Regions from separate parts of the Mus musculus genome. Here region 2 is linked to region 1. A link is a loop called in an ENCODE intact Hi-C map of the cell type or tissue named here. Cell type or tissue: heart. All regions are shown on one strand. Each heading gives the region's core, and the rest is flanking DNA. Links, peaks and the distances in the headings are about the cores only.

The links. Peaks named below come from ENCODE experiments on the same cell type or tissue, not always from the same donor. Only the 100,000 strongest peaks of a DNase experiment are listed, where the experiment ranks them.
Region 2: it touches region 1 in a loop (1.9-fold over the local background); 2 of 42 quality-filtered maps call a loop at or near these places.

What each region holds. Positions count from the first base shown.
Region 1 is chr1:23,198,411-23,206,767 of GRCm38, forward strand. No RefSeq gene overlaps it. Among named protein-coding and RNA genes, the nearest start is that of Gm29506, 33 kb to the right of the region's middle. In heart, for the core only: no CTCF peak of the experiment used is centred there; DNase peaks (open chromatin) are centred at 2,171 and 4,261; H3K27ac peaks cover 1,359 bases.
Region 2 is chr1:23,110,822-23,119,178 of GRCm38, forward strand. It overlaps the pseudogene Rn4.5s-ps4. Among named protein-coding and RNA genes, the nearest start is that of Gm30442, 9.0 kb to the right of the region's middle. In heart, for the core only: a CTCF peak has its summit at 4,178 (motif pointing right); a DNase peak (open chromatin) is centred at 6,820; H3K27ac peaks cover 2,366 bases.

The DNA.
Region 1 (8,357 bases), core at 216-8,215:
GGTAGACGTTTGGCTTGATAGATACAGAGTTAACTAAGAGACTCGGGGAGTTTGACCCATAGGTGGGTTGTATCAGTTCACAGGTTGAAGTTCCCAGCTGCATAAACCTGAGACAGTGAGAAAGTGAGCACACCCTCAATATTGATTCACTCTACTTGTTCAATATGGCCTCAATGAGACCTGCTGCCTCCAGCTCCTCCAGCCATGCCTTCCCTACTGTGGTACCGGGAGTCAAAACCAACCCTTCCTTTGATCAGTTATTTTGTCACCACAAGAAAAATAACTAATCCTGTCACCTAGGACTGGAGTGTGGAGGTTGAAGAGAGGAGTAGAGACTGACAGCTGGCCTGGATGACACCATCACGAGTAAAAGAAGCATGAACTGTGTCCTGAACTGCATAGTTTTCAATACATTTGGATAAACAATGAATTACAGAAAGCTCCCCAACTGACTGATACACAGAAAATGAACTGAAAGAAGACAAGGGTAGAAACAAGTGGACTGCTAAGCAAGGTGCTGCAGTTGCCCAGGACATGGTAATAGAAAAGCAGCAGACTCAGCTCCCCTAAGGGCAAAGTTGCCACATCCTATTGGTAATTGAACTTAAGGATGAAGGGTTAGGAATCACTCTAAGATTATGGGCTTTAGCAACTGAGTGGAGGTTGGTTTTCTTAAACAAAGTAGGGCAAGATGTCAACTAGCATGTGTCGATGACATTTGCATTTAATTATGACTTTAATGTCTTAAGCTAGAACTATGAGTCCTTGGGACTCATATCTAGTAGGAGAAATATTAAGACATTGTGGGATTAAAATTTTCTTTTCTTAAAAACAGACAAACAAGGGCTTAAGAGATGGCTCAGTGGCTAAGAGTACTGACTACTCTTCCAGAGGTCCTGAGTTCAATTACCAGCAACTACATGGTGGCTCATAACAATCTGTAGTGGGATCTGATGCCCTCTTCTGGTGTGTCCAAAAGTAGCAACAATGTACTCACATACATTAAATAAATAAAATAAATAAATAAATAAATCTTTCTTTTAAAAAAGCTTGTATTAAAAAAAAAAAAAACCAGACAAACAAAAATCTGTCTGAGGAGAGGGCATGGTTTAAATGCTGCATAAGGTAGATGACCAAATGCCATATAAAAATCTAGTTATGGTGACACACTGGCAGGGTGTGGGCATGAGACAGAAGGATCCCTGGGGCATGTTTTTATTCTAGTCAGTCAGCAACCTCCAAGGTCAGTGAGAAACTGGCTCTCAAAAAGCAAGGTAGACTGTGTTTGAGAAAAGCACTCTGGGCTGGTGAGATGGCTCAGTGGTTAAGAGCGCCAACTGCTCTTCCGAAGGTCCTGAGTTCGAATCCCAGCAACCACATGGTGGCTCACAACCACCCATAATGAGATCTGCCACCCTCTTCTGGTGTGTCTGAAGTCAGCTACAGTGTACTTACATATAATAAGTAAATAAATAAATCTTTAAAAGAGAGAGAGAGAGAGAGAGAGAGAGAGAGAGAGAGAGAGAGAAAAGCACCCAAAGTCAACCTCTGTCCTCTGCACACACGTGTGTCCATGTGTACACGCATGAAAATCCGCACACACATACACCACACAACAAAATAAGAGGAAGAGGAAGAAGAGAGGGAGGAAAGCTGGTTCTCTTCATTTGACATGGAGAGGTGGGGATTGGCCCTCAGGGTTTTCATAGTTTCCCACCTGATTTGCCCCCCCCCCATTACCAAAATTTTACCCCTCAGTTCAAAAATGAAAAAGGAAGGGGAATCTTAAATTTAGTTAATAGTTCAAACATGGCCATATGAACCTTCTCTTGGTATCCTTGGAACATGTCTTTGATTTCACTAAGTGTTACTTTACTGAAGATAAGAGGAATCGGTTTTCCAGTCAACAAGGCAAAGCTTTTCCTCAAGTTGCTCGGCCACCAAAAGAGTCTTTCTGAATTCTAGGCTGTCTCGAGGAGGCAAGGATAGTTAGATGCTGGAAGACAGTGGGTTTTGCTGCTGTTGTTTGTTTGTTTGTTTGTTTGTTATTTAGCACAACCACATTCAAGCTATCTCAGTCAAGACCTCAGTCCTCATCCTCTCTGGCTCACAAATGCTCCTTTTTCTTGCGGAAGTCTCGCTTTCCTGAATGATTGAGGCTGGGACAACCCCCGCCCTCTCCAGAGAACTATATTATTTACCTCTTGTAGTTCAAAAGAATCACTTAAGAGTTGTGCATATGTACTTTCTGGGGAAGGAAGGGGTGAGGCTCTTCCCTTCCTTTTTAGCCCTTTCAAACCAGTTTATGTCAGAGGCTTTCTCTTTACAGACACCTACTAGCTAAGAAGCCGGACTGAGAGGAAAAGCCACTAGCTTTTGAATGTTAACCCCTTCCTGGAGGACTGAGCCTAATTAAGAACTTGCTTATCTTTCTGAGCTTCCATTCTTCATATAAAGGTCAGGGATGATAAGAGAACCAATTTTACAGGGTCATTAGCAGTAGGTTAAATGAGACAACACATTACATGTTCACCCCAGTGACAAATAGTAAGTTCTCAGGGCACCTTAGGTATTTCTGTTATCAGCATACCTACTATCTCCCTCATCAAACATCACCATCTGAGTTCATACTGAAAAAGTACGCCACGGGTTTGCAACCTTTGTATACTATCAAACTTAGAAAATAAAGTACGTTTCTGAAACGTGTGGGGGTTATGTGCAGGCAATTGAGAATAGACTGGTAAATACATTTCTGTACTTCTGCAGGTCATATAAAAATACGTTCCTCTTTTATAATATGCTAACTATCAAGACTAAAGCCATGATTGCTGAAACAATGAATATCAAGTCACTTAGTATTAAACACTTTATTCCTTCGCTTATGGTTTCTGGGAGCCTGTCCTAACACAGTAATGTCCTGACTGCAGTGAAGAAGTTGGTTGCCCTTTTCACAGTTGGCCCCATGCAATATTGAAAGAGCATTCCTCTGTCGTGCATTCACCATAGCCTCGTTATTTGCAGATTGTTCTTCATAACGGAGGGGGTTTGTTCTGATTCTAAAATTCATGAGCAACTTCAAAAACACAGACGTAGAAGACAAACCATTGAGCCTAGACATTAGAGAACTAGGCACCTCTAACAAAACTGGCGTGTGTCCTATTTTTGGCAGCAGAGAAGTTTAGAATTTGTTGGGTTTCTACAGTGGATCAAGAGGTAATTTATATGAGATTCTTCTTGCGTGTGTACGTATGCATGTGTGTGTGGAGGCTGGAGGTTTACATTATATACCATTCTTCAGTCACTCTGTCACCATATTACTTTAAATTATGTAATTTATTATGCTTGTGCTTGTGCATGCATGAGTACATATAACAACTAGCCACATAGAGGTCAGGGGAAAACATTTGGTTGTTGGTTTTTGCTTTCTGCTCTGTATTCCAAGGACAAACCTCAGGCCATCAGGTTTTTGTGACAAGTTCCATTAGCACGTATACCATCCTGCTTGCCTCTCCATCTGATTTTTTTAAGACAGGGTTTTTCACTGAACCTGGAACTCATTGATTCAGCAATAGAATCCCTGGTGACATCTGAGGAGCCTTCTGTCTCTACCTCCTTAACCTCTGGGTTTATAGATGTATACATGTGGGAGCTGAGGATTAAACTTGGGTCCTCATTCTTGTAGTAAGCTTGGTAGATTAAACCATCTCCCCAGCATGTGTGTGCGCACGTGCACACACGTGAATACATCATATACACCCACCCACACCCACACCCACCCACACACACACACACACACACACACACACACACACACACACGCACACACACACATACTTTCTCTCTCTCTCTTTCTGTTTGGGTTAAAAATAGAAATACAGATAAAAAGTAAAAATAACATCAAGTAGAGACCTACTGTGTAAAAATTGTCACTTCAGATCAGAATCCAGTCCAGTGTGTAAGAAGGCTCTTGATGTGCTTGCTCAGTCTTTTAAATATCCCTCTATTTTATTCATTTTCCCTTTAAAAGACAAAACAAACCAAAAAGGGAAAAAAAAGAGGAAGCAAGTTATATAATCTACACCCTGGATGTCTAATCATTTTTATTTCTTATTGCAGTTTGAATTAGAAAGGAACACTCAGTCCCAGAACATGGTAATTCATCTCCTGTTTCTTTGTCTGCAGCAAGAACTAGGAGATAGTTCAGAGCCATTGCCAGTCAGAAAATACAACAACGCTGCACTCCGATCTCATCTGTTTACTGGCAGATCACAGGCCACTTCCCTCAAATCTCAGACATCCTGTTAGGTCTGAGAGGCTCCATCCAAGGATACCTAGAGAACTTCAGAAAAGAAAGGGCATCTGAAAAGCCCCCTCTTTTTTGTTCTTTGAACAGAGTTGAGTAAAGTTTTTAAAATACTCCCCACCCTTGTTCGTTCCTTAAGGCAGCACCAAGATGTAATTTGAATGGAAGCCAGAAGCAGAGACACACTTAATATGTGAATGCCGGAGGAAGTGGTTTCCTTAGCAATAACAGGCATGTGAAAGTCAAAACTTCCTTTCCTTCCCATGTGATTCCCCCCCCCCCTTTTTTCAAAGCAATTCAGATAGAGGACAATGGAATTGAATTCCAAGCACCCACAGTGTTCATGAATTGCTAAGCAATGATTCACCAAGTACCCAAATTACTCCAGACTACTTGAGCATTTTATTAGTGAAATTGCTTTGTTTTAAAACTTTCCTTCCTCACTTCATACATCAGTTTTCCTCATTCCTGTAGGCCACTTGTCTGCCACTCTGACAAAGCAGAGCTATACCAAGCAATCACAAGTAGGGGTTGATACAGGGTAGAACAGAGCCAACTCTAGTCATAACTCATCTCTCCCTTACAGAAAGTAGAGACACATACAGAAAAAATATCTTTCATAACTGAAACATGCTGTTTACTAGGGATAAACATTATGAATTAAATTAGTGGGGATTCCTTCGATTCCAGTTTAGAAACACTTAAATTTTCATTCATGGTAATTACTGATTTGTCTTGACCCACTCATTCTAAAGGAAAACTGGAAAGGGTTAGGGGTTACGTGGGTCTTACTGTAAGTAGCATGTTCTGCTTGGTCCTTGAAGTTAAATGGTAGTGTCCTATTCAAAAATACAGCAGAAGACCATGGCTTAAGTCTCTCTTGTTCCTTCAATTAAGTTGCAGTGTTCTTAAGGAACACACATGACTGTTTTATGAAATTTCTCTTTGTAGTTGGCAAACTGTGAATCAAAAAGTCACTAACACCATTCAACTCAACTTCTTAGCAATTCTTTTTCAATTTTACCCTTTTTTAAAGGTTACTTGTATGTTGGAAATGCTGCATACATGTGAATGCAGGTGCCTGCTGAGGCCTGGGTCATTGAGGCCTGGAGCTTGAGTTAGGGTAGTTGTAAACTGCCCTACTGTATAAGTATACTAGTCTACAGAAGTAATACGCATTTTTAACTTCAGCCCCATCATTGAAATGCTATGAGATGCTTGCAGTCTAAGCTGCCAGACAGCCCCAGGCCCTTCATAGGTTTGCTTTATGGTCCTGTTGTCTGTGCCTTTGTATTATAATAGTGTTTTTAATATTGGGATCTTTATAAGTATTCATAAAGGGTGTGAAGGGAAAGGCTAGCATAGTACCATCTTAATAAACTGTCTTCTGACAAATTATAATCAACATATAATGCCTGTTCTAGTTTAATGGTTCTTTCTGAACTCAGAAATGCTCCAACATACAGCCTTAGTTTTCAAGTGGATCCCAACCATTTTTTCCCATTAGGAACTAAGGAGAAAACCCTTATTAAAAGTTATTAGGACCTCCAGGGAGTACAGCCTCTGATCACTTTCTTCAGGGCTAGTGAGATTGTTCTACAAAGATATTTTGAACTGTTCAAACATTCGGGGTAATTTTCTATACCCTAAGACAAAGGCTGCAAAGATAGAAAGTTTGCAATGTTCTCATTTGCCCAGCACACTCTGCACTCAAGCAGAGAGAGGCTGGACTCTAGGAGGTTGTTCTCCACAGGCACACGTGTCCCACCACGAGCAGGCACTGTGTACCCTACATGAAAACTGGATGCTATTTTCGTGCCATGAGCATTCTGTCCTCTTCAAGCCAAAGCTGGTCCTAGGAAGTGGCCTATACTGCCCGGTTGGCTGGTTTTGTTGCAGAAAAAGTCCCTGAGAAAAACACTTGATTTTCTTGGTGAGGCAGTGGAAAGCATTTCAGAGTGACAAGCAATTGCTTACCAGAATATTTTTAGCAGAAAATTTATTTTTGGTTGACTCAGCTGGTCAGACAATTGTGACTCGGAGAGTTGAGAATGACCTTGGCTAAGTCACTTCATAACTCCAGACATTGGAATATTGAATGAAATCATACGCCATCAAGTTCTATACTTGGTTCTGTGGCCCTCTAGAGCTCATTGATGCTTTCAGAGGAGTGCAGGGTGTTGATGAAGAGCAGGCAGGTAGGACTCTGAAGCTTCACTTCTTCTTTTTTTATTATTAGATATTTTCTTTATTTACATTTCAAATGTTATCCCCTTTCCTAGTTTCCCCTCCGAAAACCCCCTATCCCCTCCCCTCTTCTCCTGCTCTCCAACCCACCCACTCCCATTCCTGGTCCTGGCATTCCCCTATACTGGGGCATAGAGCCTTCACAGGACCAAGGGCCTCTCCTCCCATTGATGACCAACTAGGCCATCCTCTGCTACATATATAGCTAGAGCCACAAGTTCCACCATGTGTTTTCTTTGATTGGTGGTATAGTTCCAATTAGCTCTGGGGGTACTGGATAGTTCATATTGATGTTTCTCCTATGGGGCTTCAGTCCCCTTCAGCTCCCTGGGTATTTCTCTGGCTCTTCCATTGGGGACCCTGTGCTCTGTCCAATGGATGACTGTGAGCATACACTTCTGTATTTGTCAGGCACTGGCAGAGCCTCTCAGGAGACAGCTATATCAGGTTCCTGTCAGCAGGCTCTTGTTGGCATCTGCCTAGTGACTGGGTTTGGTGGTTGTTTATGGGGTGGATCCCCAAGTGGGGCAGTCTCTGGATGGTCATTCCTTCAGGCTCTGCTCTGAACTTTATTTCTGCAACTTCTTCCATGGGCATTTTGTTCCCCATTCTAAGAAGGAATGAAGTATCAAGGGACTCCACATAAAACCAGAGACACTGAAATTAATAGAGGAGAAAATGGGGGGAAAGCCTTGAAGATATGGGCACAGGGAAAATATTCCTGAACAGAACAACAATGGCTTGTGCTGTAAGATCAAGAATTGACAAATGGGACCTCATAAAATTGCAAAGCTTCTGTAAGTCAAAAGACACTGTCAATATGACAAAAGGGCCAACAACAGATTGGGAAAGGATCTTTACCAATCCTAAATCTGATAGGGGACTAATATCCAACATATACAAAGAACTCAAGAAGCTAGACTCCAGAAAATCAAATAACCCCATTAAAAAATGGGGCTCAGAGCTAAACAAAGAATTCTCACCTGAGGAATACCAAAAGGCAGAGAAGCACCTGAAAAAATGCTCAAAATCCTTAATCATCAGAGTAATGCAAATCAAAGCAACCCTGAGATTCCACCACACACTAGTCAGAATGGCTAAGATAAGAAATTCAGGTGTCAGCAGATGCTGGCGAGGATGTGGAGAAAGAGGAACACTCCTCCATTGCTGGTGGAATTGCAAGCTTGTACAACCACTCTGGAAGTCAGTCTGGTGGTTCCTCAGAAAATTGGACATAGTACTACCAGCAGATTCAGCAATACCTCTCCTGGGCATATATCCAGAAGATGTTCCAACTGGTAAGAAAGAAACATGCTCCACTATGTTCATAGCATCTTTATTTATAATAGCCAGAAGCTGGAAAGAACCCAGATGCCCCTCAACAGAAGCTTCACTTCTATATACTTGTCTCTACCAATTTAAGTGTCCTCTGGCAGAAAACAGGTGGGGGTTTAAAAACCACCCTTGAAATTCTAAAGTTACACATGGGAAGACTTATAGATTGCAATTCCCATAAGAAATGGTGAGAAATGTAAGACAGCAAAGATGCAAACAACGAACTATTTCACAGTCAAAGGCTGTTGTTCTCATCTTAGACACTTTTCAGTGTTTATTTATTTTTCCAAGAGAGTATTGAGAAAGGTTGAAGACAACTTTGCTTCCATGGGTTCAGGGAGACAGCAACAGCCACAGCAGCAGCAGCAGCAACAACAACAACAACAAACAACAAAACAACCGGGCACCAGAAGTGACTAGCATCTGTCAATCCGTTGAGATCTCACTCTAGTGCAGAGGAGGGACCTTTCAC
Region 2 (8,357 bases), core at 91-8,090, 88 kb before region 1:
TCCATTACATTGAAATCCTTTCCAAAGTTCTCCTTGTCTACTCTAGACTCAGTAGACATTGGTTAGATATGGTTGGAGACGGTCCTTACCTAGACTGTCGCCTTCAGGACTTGCAGGCTTTTGCCAAGAATTAGGTAAAGAGGGATTTAGATGAGCTTACAATTACAGGTTACAGTCCACTGTTTTGAAGAAGTCCCCGTGCTGGGAGTTTTACACAGCTGCTTACATTGCCTCCATGGCCAAAGGGTAGAAATGAATCTGGAGAAATGGCTCAGCAGCTTTTGTGATATTCAATCATGTAGACCAAAGCTTGGATCCCAGCACCCCCAGGAGGGACAAAGCACAAATGGCTACATCTCCTGCTCCAAGAGATCTAACTTTTGCGCATGCATATGTTAATGTACTTAGACACATACACACATGAATACACACAAATAAAGCCTCATCTCTTTTTTATTTATTTATTTATTTTAAAGCAGAAGAAAGGAATGCCTGTGTTTAGCTTACGTTTTCCTTTCTATCAGTCCAGGACCCAGCCCATGAAAGGGTGCTGCCCACAGTCAGGACAGATCTCTCTACCACAAATAACTCAATTAAGGAAATTCTTCACAGGTTATGCTTACAGACCAAACTGATGTAACTGATGTAGACAATTCCTCATTTTGGTCACCTTTCCAAGTGATTCTAGACTGTATAGAGTTGTATTAGCATTCACCATGACACTGACTGCCAGCAATAAGCGGACAAGTTCTCACATTTTATAAGAGATCTCATTTAGAAGCCAGGGGCTGTACCCTTCACCTCTGCTATTCTTCTAGCATTTCCTTTGTGCCTCTTTTAAAGCACATATCATTATGTGTCTTGAGTTGGAATTATTTATGCATTTGTCTATTTTCTGCCTTGGATGATGGACCCCTTTTGAGGAAGACTCATATTTAATTCACTGAATCTCACTCAACTTGGGCAGGGGGCCTTGCACTGAGCACCCCTCCAAGCATAGGGTGCTACCAATTTAATGATTTGCATCCTATTCTAAACTGTATTGCAGTCTTTGAGAGCAGAAGTCATTGTCGTTGTTTTCCTAGAGAAACATTTGTGAAGTTAGGAATCAAACTTTCTTTCAGTGAGGAGACAACTATGGATGGCAGAAATGTGGGGTCCATATGAATTGTCCTGTGGTTATCCCTGGGAGAACTCCACTTTCTTAAAGATGGAATTCTTTTCATGCATTCATAGCAGACTAAGAAAATGCAAGTCATCTCTCCTAATGAGACATTTCCTTTCTCATGGTTGCTTACACAAAGGCACGAATGCATAGAATGCCCCATTATCTAAATAACTAGGGAGGGGGAGAATGGGAACCGTTTGAAGAAAATATATGGCAATGACCTCTTTTACAGCATTGCTAAAAAGGACAAATGATGCCAGGCTGGCTATTCCTGTGGATGACCTCAGCACTAACTCAGCTCAAGACGATGTTCACACTTGAGGAAAATGAAGTACAGAGTTGTGATTAAGCCCATGGCAAGAGGAAACACCTCTGCTCTGAAATGGAATTTAGGTCAACTGATGTTGGAAGGAGCAGGGGGGGGCGGGGGTCACACTGAAACACTGTCAGAGCTTTCTAACTTTAGGCGTGGTAACTTTCAGGTCTCAAAGTTTAGCTGCTCCTTGCTGTCAAGAATCCTATGGAAGAGGTCAACGGAAACAGATGTGGAATCCAGCAGTGTTCAGCACTGCTCTTGGTGCCTCCCAGGAAGCCAGGAAGACTAAAAACTGAAGGTAGCTGTGGGGAGGGCTCTGCTGTTTACTTTCATGTCAACTTAACATGAGCTAGAGTCATCTGGGAAGAGGGTACCTCAACTGAGAAAATGCTTGCATCAGATGGGCCTGTGGGCAAGTCTGTGAGGGCATTTTCTTGATGAATGATTAGTGTGGGAAGGTACAGCCCACTGTGGGTGGTGCTAGCCCTGGGCTGATGGTTCTGCAGTAAAAGAAGGCAAGCTAGGAAGCAAGCCAGCAAGCAGCATTCCTCCATGGCTTCTGCATCAGTCCTAGCCTGCAGGTTCCTGCTTTTAGTTCTTGCTCTGACTTTTCTTTATAATGGACTACATGTTGTCAGGTAAAATAAACCCTTTCCCCCACCCCACCCTCTGCTGCCCTAAGTTGCTTTTGGCTTTGCAGTTTATCCCAACAACAGAAAGCAAACTAGGGCAGAAGGTCACTGAAACCCAACTTTAACAGTGAGATGCCAGCATCCATGATTGTGCCCAATGTTAACCTGAGGTGACATACACTATGAGAACACTTACTATCTACTTCATCTTCATCATAGTCCCATCCCATTTGATGATGCTGTCTGTCATGCAGACATTGGACCTCTGGAGTCACATTCACTTCTTCAGTTCATTAGTCTCCGTTCCAGGCTTCTGCCATTAGCCTTACTCTTCTTCCTTTACAGATCTGGCCACATCCAAGTTAATTTCAACCAGATTCCCTACGTGCTCCCAAATGCAGATGTGACTAGCAAACAAACAAGCAACCCTCCACAACAACTCATGTATTAAATTAAGTAGATCTGTGTGTGCATGTAAAAAAAAGAAAAGAAGAGAAAAGGAAAAAAGAAAAGAGAAAAGGAAAGAAACAGCAGCCACTAAATGAAATAGAGGTAGGCTTCTCTCTGATGGGAACATCATGGGCTGATAAGGTAGAAGCATGATTCTGTAGCCTTGGGCTATTTTTGGCTTGCTCTAATCTCTTAAAAAGTAGCTTCTCTTTCAGGAACTATGGAGTCTATATTCTAGTCAGGAAAGAATAAGAGAAAGGAGAACATGTTTTCTCTTCCTTTAAGGGTTTGATTCAAGAGTTACACATGGCCCTTCCATTCACATTTGCTTGGCCAAAATCTAGCCATTGACTACATCTGATTTCACAGGATGACATGTGATTTGCTAAGCTTCTGTTGCTGTAGCAAGGAGAGAGAATATAAACTGGAGAAGAAAAAACCAACAACAACCTCTATCATACTGGAGATGTAGACTTGTAGAGAGTAAGTCAGTTATACAGGTGAAGTGCTTAACACAGAGCATAAAACAGGAAATCTGTGACAGCCACTAGATTTTAAGACTATAATAACTGGAATAGTGACTCAGTGTGGTCATGTATTCTTCCCATTTTAGGACCACATATCTATAGACAATAAAATTCATGAGAACACTTTAGACTTCTTAATTTTAAAAAGCTCATTATTGATGTGTCTGACATTTAATTTTTTGAAATCTAGGTGAAAATGAAATATGCAAAATATTTGCCCATCTAACCTTTTAATTATAGAAGATACATAATTATAATAAAACTAGTTCTGAGCATTAGGATCTTCTTGGTGTTTTTTATTAATACCTTAGTGTATCAAGGTATTAACTAGGGAAATCAACAGTGTTTGCTCTGACATTTGAGCCCTCACGTTAGAAAGGAACTGAATTTCTTTAAAGAGTTGACAATTAGAGGCACTTTCTTTATGAAAGATCAAAGGATTTAATTTGTTTGCTTAGCACCTCTTGTATCCAGGAATATAGCTAACTGAGTTCACTCACTTCCACAGGCACTTTGGAGAGACTAAGAGAGCTCCTCTAACCTAGATATAAAAGTGGAAGCAAAATACATGAAAGTGATCTTGTTAAACCAGCAAGTGGCCATGCTTTGGCTGCAACAACTGTGCAGAAAGGGTTCTCTTTACGGCTATTATTAGCTCTTTAAAACTGTGTGGAGAGCTGGGCTTTCTACCCACCGGATGAATTTACTTTTTAATGCTGTTTGTTACCATGGAAATGTATTAGAGTCTTAAAGACAGCTAAACCTTCCTTATTAGTAATTTTGCATTTGAACTAATTTTGCATTATTTAACCCATGTATGAATTAAGGTTGCATCTAAAAACAGGAATGATAATAGTACATGGTCTATAGAGTAATTATGGTGATTAGATTTTAGAGTAGAAGCATTCAGATAACATTGAGCATATAATGTAACAAACACTGTTGGAGTTTATAGTGTTCTGAATGTTAACCTCTACCCTTTACATAGCTTTACCAAGTTCACAACCTTTTAAGAAAGATTTTATTTATGTGTATTTGTGTGTCTATATGAGTGTATGCCACATGTATGTGGGTACCAACAGAATCCAGAAGAGGGCACCAAACACCCAGGATCTGAAGTTAAAGGTCATTGTGAGCCACCCAACTTGGGTCCTCAGGAAGAGCAGCAAGGGCTCCAAGCACCTAGCCACCTCTTTCAGCCCCTCAAACCTCTTACAGATCTACAGACCCGTTTGTTCCTTCCTGGAGTCCTCAAATCAGAGTCAATCTTCCCATTTTCAAAGCAGTGCAAATGGAGGTTTACAGCTGACAGTTATAGAGGATCAAAGAATTTCCACAGAACATCGATTTGTTTAACCCCGTTTGCAATCCAGGGTTCACTAATACCAACAGGTACTTCCAAAAGTGTAGACTCCTCTAATCCATACTAAAAGCAGAAGTAAAACAAGTAACAACAAACTTCTCTAAAGTTGCTAAGCCGCGGAAGCACTGTGCAAAGGCTCAATGCCATAGCTGAAGGTTTGTGTGACATAGTACCCCACCCCTAAGCCCTGCTGTAATCAAAGGAACTGGTCACTCCTGGTGACTATCAGTGACTCAGATAGCTCTTTTGATGACCTCTACCAATTAATCGTGTCTTTCTGACTACTTCTGATCGACCTTGCAATGAACAGCATGAGTTAAGACCAGGACAAGCTCTGCCCAAGCAGAAATCTAAAATTAGATGGGCTCCACTTTGTGCCTAAAAAGAGGCTCTCTGCCCTAACGCATTCATCTCCTACTCCATAATTCCTTTAAATGAATTCTATTAGTCACAAAGACACTCTCTTAGGGCCTCTGCTCAAAACTCAGAGGAGCCCTTGAGTCTCACTTACACAAAGTACTAAATGTGACACTGAAAGAGGATTTGAGCTGTTCTTCCTTCTCCAGTAATAGACACAGAAAAGCAAATGAAAGCCAGTGCGTGTAAGTGAGGGTGACTCTTAGTAATCAGGCACCCCCGTGGTCAGCCCGAGAGACCTAGTGACAGAAGGACCATCAGGCACCTCCATGGCCAGCCCGAGGGACCCAGCAGCTACAGAAAACATCATCACTAGCTGCCAAGAGGTGACACATTTCTACTGTTGTCTTATGTCACCTGTCCTCCTGCTCATGCGCTATATCCCCAGTAAAAGGCTGTGCTTCTCTTACCTTCCCCAATTCCTCCACCCAGAGGCCTGCTCAGGTCCAACAGTGACCATGATAAAGGCTGCCTAACACTGACGTGTCTGTGGTTGGGTAGTACTGAGAGCAGCTGTTAGAGCAGAGGAAGTTTCTCCACACTGAGCCAGAATCAAGCTTTTCTTCTGTAAATTGTTTTTGTCAGACACTTTATCACAGGGATGGAGGCAGAAATGATGACAGATACCCGGTGGAAACATGATAAACTCTTTCTCTTGACTCAGGTTCAAGTGGACTTTCCTAGGCCGTGGGGGGAAAAAAGCAGACATAATGCTTATATTTCTTACCCCAGAAGTTTGTATGGAATTCATCTAGTTTCATTTTATGTACAAATCAAACAAGAACATATATGTCCCCCATGAGACTGAGAAGTCTAGGGGAACATAAGCCCACACTGGAAATTCTGAACTTGACCTTAAATTTCCTTGTTTCTGAAAAGTTAGTCCTGTACGTCATTGATGGTCAACTGTGGCGCAATGATGTGTAGATTCTGAACGCTGTAAGTTTTTATAGCTAAGAACATGAGCACCTGGATTCAAAGGTCATCAAGTAACACTAGATAAATACTTTCAGAGAGCTATAGATATGTACTTTTCCAGAACCACTTATTTATGTCCACAGTAGAGAAAGTAGTGAAGCATCCACCTGTCCCTCTTCTCCCAGACAGAGTTGTATACACTTCCGTACCAAGATAAGACCTATCTCCATTTACTCCAGTCTCTGGATGGCCTTTTCTTCAGTCTCTGCTCCACATGTTTTCTCTGTATTTCCTTTAGATAGGAGCAATTCTGGGTTAAATATTTGGAGATGAGTGAGTGGCCCCATCCCCCATCTGGGGGAAAGACGTACAAATTTATTTTATTTATATGGATATTCTGTAGCTGTCTTCAGACACACAAGAAGAGGGCATCGGATCCCATTGCAGATGGTTGTGAGCCACTTACAATTGCAGGGTATTGAACTGAGGACTTCTGGAAAAGCAGTCAGTGCTCTTAACTGCTGAGCCATGTCTCCAGACCCTATGCGTAGCCCAGGCTGGCCTCAGACTCATGATCCTCCTGCCTCTGCCTCCTTCAGCAAATCCTACCAGTGTGCTTCACCACAACCAGCAAAGATGTATGTATGTATGTATGTATGCATGTATGTATTTAATGTATATTAATGCTCTATCTACATCTATACCTCCATGCCAGAAGAGGGCATCAGATTCCACTATGGATGGTTTGAGCCACCATGTGGTTGCTGAGAATTGAACTCATGAACTCTGGAGGAGCAGCCAGTCTCTTAACTGTTGAGCCATCTCTCCAGCTCCAGCATTTTTTTATTTGAAGATTTCATACATGAATACAATACATCTTGATGGCACTCCCATCCCCCTCCCCACCCCACTCCCCCGGCACACACACAGAAAAGAGGGTAGACAAACACACCAGATGCCCTTTACAAGTTCTGAGCTTTCCAGTGTGACATTCCTTTCTTACACTTCCTGTGCAGCCCTTCTGCATTCTTACAGCATTCCCATGTGGGAAGTGCTTGGCACAGGAAACTGACTTGAAATACTTCGTGATTAAAATAGAAGACTCATTTCCTGGTCCACCCAGAAGTTTTGTATTCTGATAATATGAGTTTCTGTATTTGTACACACAAATGTATATGTAAATATATGCATTTACGTATTTATGGATACATACATATTAGATAACAGGCTATCTTGCCAGCTTATAAGAATAGCTAGATTGAAAAAAAAAATCTGCCATTTTTCTTTAAATCCAGTCTGGTTTACATAGTGAAGTCCAGGCAAGGCAGCTCTGCATAATGAGGCCCTATCTCAAAGCAAAACAAGAACAAAATAACCTTTTATTTCCCACTCAATGCACCATTCACAATTTCCCAAGATAGTAAGTTTACTCTTGTTAGCTAGAATGACTAGTAATCTTCGTTTCACTCTCAGAAGACCCCTGTTTGCAAAGTAAATTATTCTGTCATCCAAAAAGTGATGCACATAATCTGAAGAAGTGTCTTTGGAAAGGTTGAATATTATCTGAGGTTTCTGTATGGCTTTTAACATGTGGAGATTAATTCTTAATTGCCACTTCAGCAAATTTGCCACAGAGCAGCACTTCCTCTGTGCAGGTTGCCACCCAAACAGCAAAACTGCTTTGTGTTGGTTTTGGTTTTTGTTTGTTTTTGAGACTTTCTACTTTCTAGAACTCAACACCAATGACAAAGCACAAATCACTTTCTCATTGCTTATCTGGGGTATTTAAGTAAATTTTTCTTTGCATATGTTTTCATTGGCATCCCTAATATGGGGCTAAATGAATGAATGATCTATCTTTGAATAAAATAAGTGGTTAACCCCCAATATAATACTAAAGGATTCAGGGTGTTTGCAGGGTTACTAGCTCCATGGTTCATTTATTCTAAAGTTGTGCAGCGACAACCTACCTTGCAGCTTGAACAGGTTTGCTACTGAGCTCCTTCTACAAGTGCAACTGAAACACAACATTAAATCATTTACAGTAGGTTAGTGGCAAAGAGGGAAACCAAACCACAAGTTGTTGCTATTGAAACTCCCGCTCAGCACTCTGCCTTGGTGTGACAACATGTTGGTATTCTTTGTGTGTCCTGTGTACATTTCCAAGTTGCTGTATTTCATGCAATATATGACGCACCTTTGCACCATTACGGTGCCTTCAGTCTAAAAACACATTAGTAACACTGCATTTATTGAAAATCAAGTTTTCAATATGTTCAAGTCTTATTTATATGTAAATGAAAGTTCAAAATAAAACTGAAAGAGATAAAGCTAAAAGGAATGGAAGAACACGACAGCTGAAGAGCCTGATAAAAGGAAACGAGGATTATCAGTGCTGTTGCTAAGCACACAGGTGGAGCCATCCCAGGATACTTGTGCACTAGGGTAGGGATGGAGTCTCAGGACCACTGGGGAGAGAGAGGTACGCGTGCTTCTCTGTAAGAAGGCAAACAACCTGTGCAAATCTCCCTGAATACTTTAACTCATCTCCAGATTACTGTTAATA